2 separate regions of the Homo sapiens genome follow, and region 2 is linked to region 1. A link is a loop called in an ENCODE intact Hi-C map of the cell type or tissue named here. Cell type or tissue: body of pancreas. All regions are shown on one strand. Links, peaks and the distances in the headings refer to the core of each region. The heading gives the core; the rest is flanking DNA. Region 1 overlaps JAML (junction adhesion molecule like). Region 2 has its middle 17 kb from the start of CD3E.

The links. A loop is a pair of places that touch in the nucleus more often than their neighbours do. Peaks named below come from ENCODE experiments on the same cell type or tissue, not always from the same donor. Only the 100,000 strongest peaks of a DNase experiment are listed, where the experiment ranks them.
Region 2: a loop joins it to region 1, with 4 times the contacts of the local background. A loop is called at or near these places in 77 of 110 quality-filtered maps.

What each region holds. Positions count from the first base shown.
Region 1 is chr11:118,200,694-118,203,615 of GRCh38, forward strand. JAML (junction adhesion molecule like) reads right to left here. Exons shown (of 10, transcript NM_001098526.2): 6 at 2,735-2,922. Among named protein-coding and RNA genes, the nearest start is that of JAML, 23 kb to the right of the region's middle. In body of pancreas, for the core only: no CTCF peak of the experiment used is centred there; no DNase peak of the experiment used is centred there; H3K27ac peaks cover 506 bases.
Region 2 is chr11:118,285,996-118,288,917 of GRCh38, forward strand. No RefSeq gene overlaps it. Among named protein-coding and RNA genes, the nearest start is that of CD3E, 17 kb to the right of the region's middle. In body of pancreas, for the core only: no CTCF peak of the experiment used is centred there; no DNase peak of the experiment used is centred there.

The sequences.
Region 1 (2,922 bases), core at 318-2,817:
ACCAGCCAGGCCACGAAGCGGAGGGGAAGGCCAGACTCCACCCCATATCTGGACACTAGGGACACTGTCTCCATGAGATTGAGAACCAAAGTCTAACCCCCTCGTTTACCCTAAAATGTAGATTAAGGTGGGTGGGAGAAGAGGCTAGCAGTTCACCTCTAGTAAAGTTTCCTTTCACATCAACAATTCTATTCTAAAATTTGGCTTAACAAGGACCCAGAAATAACAGGCATTTGAGAGGCTGCTGATCTTCCTTAGGGCAAGTGGTTGTCTTCAAAAGAACTCATGCCGCAAGACTCAGCCCCACAGTGACGATACCAAGTAAAGCCTCCGGAGGTACTTCTGCCCATATGGAACCTTCTACTCATCTGCATGGTTCTTTCTAAATACATAAAGCAAACACCTCCTCAGGGCCAGACAGCACTAGGTACAGGGGATTCAGAGATGAATGATGATGTGTGGTCCCTGCTTCCAAGGAAGAAGACAAACACGTCAACAGAAAACCACAGGCTGCTGTAGGCGCTACAACAGAAGTCTGTATGGGGAACAGAGGGGCACAGAAAAAAGGGTGTCCAATTCTATATGCAGCAAGTGAGAATTTGCCAGCAAAAGTTCTAAAGTTTAACCTAAGACTTACAGGAAACATCCAGTTTGTTGGGAAGACAATATGGAGAAGGACAGAGGGGATGTTCTGCATGAGATCTGGAGGCCTGACAGGATGATGATTTTAGAAACTAGAAAGAGTTCAACGGGTCTGGCACAAAAGTGGCATTTGTGGGTGTGCTGGAGAATTTCGCTGGAGAGATGACAGGGTCCAAGTCAGGAAGGACCTTGACTATCTCAACCAAGAATCTGGCATTTTTCTGCAGGCAATGAAAACAACATTGAAAGATTATTAGCAGTGGAAGAGAAAGTTCTTAATGTGATTTAGAAAGATGGCACCAAGAGCCGCGTGAAGAATGAGGAGCAGTGGCTGAGAGAGAAAGCAGAGACTGGTTAGAGGCCTACAGTTCAAGACAGAGATGAAGACAGCCAGAACTAAGGCGGCAGTGACAGACTGGAAGGAAGACAACTTCAAGAGTCTGTAGTAGGAGTCAAGGACTTGTTGACCTGACCTGTTAGATTAGGGGTCTAGGAAAGGGAAAGAATCAAGCACACCCCCAGGCATCTAGTTAGACAACTGAGGTTGGGGAGATGGGCTGAGGAGGGGTGTGCAGGGGTAGGTTAGACATGTTGCATATGAAGGATTTGTGGAAAACTTGTGTAGAGTTGACTAAGTATATCCATGGGTGTGTGTGGAACTGTGTCCAACATAGAGTGCATATAAATGCTACTGAAGGAGAGAAGGCTGAGGATGGATAATTGCAGTGCCATTGGTGATCTAAGCTGGAGTAGAGGTAGAATAAGCCAGAATGCAGTGCACTGAGGAGTTAATGGGAGATGAGACAGTAAGATACCAAACACAGACCTTTAGCAAGCTATTTGGCTATGTTGAGAAAGAAACACGTGATTGTGGTGGTGGTTGTTCAACTCTGAATGTACTAAAACCATTGAGCTGAACGCTTTAAATGGGCAAATTGTATGGTATGTGAATTGTATCTCAGGAAAACAATCTTAAGAAAAAGAAAGACACAGAATGGAGCTGAAGAAAAAAAGACATAGAATGGAGCTGGAGTAATTAAGTAGTAGAATTGAGCAAACGTATCCATTGAATGGTAGAAACCAACAGAAAGTGAGCTCAAAGAGCCATGTTGTAAGGTTCCTGAGAAGGATACCACCTGGGCACAGGGGGCCAGATAAGCCCAGAGCAGAAGGGACCTTCCTCTGCCTCAGGATGGCAGGGCAGAGATAAGAATGGGGGAGACATAGATATGTTTGTGGGTGGAGAAGCTGCATGAGCCCCCATAATGGCTCGATTTTCTCTGTGAATTGGACTTCTGAGAAGGAAGCACACAGACCTGCCGTGCTCCCCTCTCCAGCTGGAGACAAGGTGCCTCCACAGACTTAGGTCTCTGGCCTGAGGTATGAGGTATGTTCCATCCTCACCCCATCTTCCCCACCCCCAGCCAACCACAGCCAACTCCTGAAGGCCCTAGCGACAGGCAAAGTCCACAGGCCACATCCTGATTGCTAACTGGGTTATGGTTTAACTTTAACCCCTCACTTATCAACCTCTCTCTGTCAACACAATCAAGTCTTTCCTCTCCTACACAGCACTGGCCTTGATGCACACTGTTTGCCAGAATCCAGAACCTCTGATCAGAAAACCCTCCATTTTTGGTTCTGGTGCCTGCATGTTCCTCTCTGTTCCTGGCTGTCTCTCACTAGCTTAGGATCATTTCCCGCTCCACTCTAACACATACAGCACCTCCCTTGAAACCAAGTATGCTGACTTTGGACATCAACTCCGATCCTTCCCTGAGCTTCTGTATCTTTACATCAGTAGATGACCCTGGCAATGAGTGGGGTCTGGCAGAGGATTGGTATTCACTAAATTAGCTCCCCTCCCCTTGGCCTAGCAGCAGGGCCAGAACTAGGGTGAGGCAAGCCAGGCACCTGAGGAGCCACCTCTAAGGAGGCATCATTCTCAGGGTTGTGCAAGGCCAGAGTCAGCACCTGAGAGGGATGCCTCCTTCAATTTTGCATCCTAGGAACCTCTCCGGCCTCACTCTAGTCCTGGCGCCATGCACCAGCCAGGAGGTCCCTCAATGCTCCCCAGCCAAATGTTAGATACTTCGAGGCTCTTCCGGGCTGACATGCAGCACAATGGTTTTCTTGAACACCAGGTTCCCTAGGTGGATACTGCAGGTGTAGTTTCCTCCATCTGACTCCCTCACTCCTTGAAGCATGATGGAACCGTCATTGCGGAAAATGTCCCCCACCAGGTTCACACGATTCTGGAAGTGGCCCCAGCTCTGGGAG
Region 2 (2,922 bases), core at 235-2,734, 85 kb after region 1:
AGTAATTCTGACTTTCAAGTCTTATTATTTAAGAACTACATTTTTTAAGGCTATAACAATCATAGATAGTGGGATGGATCTGGGAAAAGGAAACTGAAAAACTTCTGCCAAGGATTCACCATTCTAGATGCCATTTAAGAACATTCATGATTCATGAGAGAAGGTCAAAATATTAACTTTAGCAGGAGTTCGGAAGAGGTTGATCCCAACCCTCATGGATGACTTTGAGGGGTTCAAGACTTCAGTGAAGGAAGTAACTACAGATGTGGTGGAAACAGCAAGAGAACTGGAATTAGAAGTAGAGACTGAAGATATTACTGAGTTGCTGCAATCTCATGTTAAAACTTTAATGGATGAGGAGTTGCTTCATATGGGTAAGCAAAGAAAGTGGTTTCTTACAATGGAATCTAGTCCTAGTGAAGATGTTATGAACATTGTTGAAATGACAACAGAGGATTTAGAATATTAGATAAACATAATTGGTAAAGCAGTGACAGGGTTTGGAGGATTGACTCCAATTTTGAAAGAAACTCTACTGTCGGTTAAATGCTATCAAACAGCATTGAATGTTACAGATAAATCTTTCATGAAAGGAAGGGTCAATCCATACAGCAAACTTCATTGTTTTTTTTTAAAAAATTTGCCTCAGCCGCCCCAACCTTCAGCAACCACCATCCTGATCAGTCAGCAGCCATCAACATGGAGGCAAGACCCACCACCAGCAAAAAAGATTATGACTTGCTGAAAGCTCAGATGATTAATAGCTTTTTTTTTTTTTTTTTGACAGGGTCTCACTCTGTCGCCCAGGCTGGAGTGTGGTGGTGCAATCTCAGCTGACTGCAGCCTCCACCCTACAGGTTCAAGTGATTCTCCTGCCTCAGCCACCAAACTGTAATCCTCAGCCTGGGACTACAGGAGACATGCACCACCACCCCAGCTAATTTTTGTATTTTTTGTAGAGATAGGGTTTCGCCCTGTTGCCCCGGCTGGTCTTGAATTCCTGAGCTCAAGCAATCCACCTGCCTCGGCCTCCCAAAGTGCTAGGATTAGAGGTGTGAGGCACCATGCCCAGTGGATCAATAGCATTTTAAAGCAAAAAAGTATTTTTAATTAAGGTATGCACATTGTTTTTTAGACATAATGCTATTACACATTTAGAAGACTACAGTATAGAGTAAACATAACTTTTATAGGCACTGGGAAACCAAAGAATTTGTGTGACTCACTTTATTGCAGTACTCACTTTATTGTGGTGGTTTGGAACTGAACCTGCAATATCTCTGAAGTATGATTGTATAGGCTTCTTAGTTTTTCCATTAAAATGAACAATTTAAAATTAAATACTCAGGCTCAGACTTCAATCTACTCTTTATTCAATCAACTCTCCATTAGTCAAACTTTATAGATAAATTAATTAATGGGAAAGCAAACAGAAATACCAGATTTTAGGTTAAACATGACAAAGTGAACACACATGTATTTCGTTCTTTTTATCTCCTAGAAAGCCCACTCAAATGGCATATACCCATAAAAGACAAGGACAATATAAGGATAATAGCAGACAAGAAATGCAATAAAAATTTGGAAGCTGAAAAACAAGTGAATGAGTGATAAATACAATAGAATGCCAGAAAAAAACTAAATTCTTCCAGAAAATAGAAGAAATAAAATGTTCCTCAACTCATTTATTGAGGCCAGTATAACACTGATACAAAAGAAAATAAGATAAGGACACTTAAGAAAAAAATTCCAAGCCAATTTCTCTCATGAAAATAAAGACAACAATTCTAAACAAAATATTAGCAAATTGACTTCAAGTGGGTAAAAATTTTAAAAAGATAACACACCACTACCAAGTAGGACTTATTTCAGTTATATAACAATGGTTTAATATCAGGAAATCTATAAATGTAATTCATCATATAAACAGCTTAAAAGAGAAAAATCATAGGAACCTGTCTATAGAACCGGAAAAAGTATTGGATAAAATCTCATGCCTATTCAGGATAAAAGCTCTTTATAAATCAGTATTAGAAGGGAATTCCTTAGCCTGATAAAGGGTAACTATTAAACCCCCACAGCAAATATTGTTCTAAGTAGAGACATATTAGATCATTCCCAATATTCAATATAATTCAATAATTAAAGAAGAATGCCCAGTATCTTCGCTGCTATTCAGTGTTATATTGGAGGCCCATCTGGTACAGTACAAGAAAAACAAATTAGAAGCTTACAGAACAAAAAAAGAGAAAATAAAGCTGTAATTGTTTGCAGATGACATGATTTTTTACATTGACAAAGCAAAAGAATATAGACAAATGTTTAAGAATAATAGAATTTAGCAATGAAACTGAATATTACACCAATATACATAATATTTAAAAACATTTCCATAAGGCAACAACAATCAACAACAAAAAAATAACTTTTTTTTTTTTTAAACGGAGTCTCCCTGTGCCGGCCAAGGCTGGAGTGCAGTGGTGCAATCTCGGCTCACTGCAACCTCCACCTCCTGGGTTCAAGTGATTCTCTTGCCTCAGCCTCCTGAGTAACTGGGATTACAGGTGTAAGCCACCACACCCGGTTTTTTGTATTTTTAGTAGAGATGGGGTTTCCCCATGTTGGCCAGGCTGGTCTTGAACTCCTGACCTCAAGTGATCCGCCTGCATCAGCCTCCCAAAGTGTTGGGATTACAGGCGTCAGGCACCGCACCCAGCCAAAAATACATAACTTTTAAAAAGATACTACATACTATAGTATCAGAGTATATCTCATACCTAAGAACAAATCTAATAAAAAAAAAGTATGACCTACACAACGGAAATTATAAAACTTTAGTGACATTTAAAAATACCTTCATAGACCAGGCATGGTGGCTCACATCTGTAATCCCAACACTTTGGGAGGCCAAGGCGGGCGGAT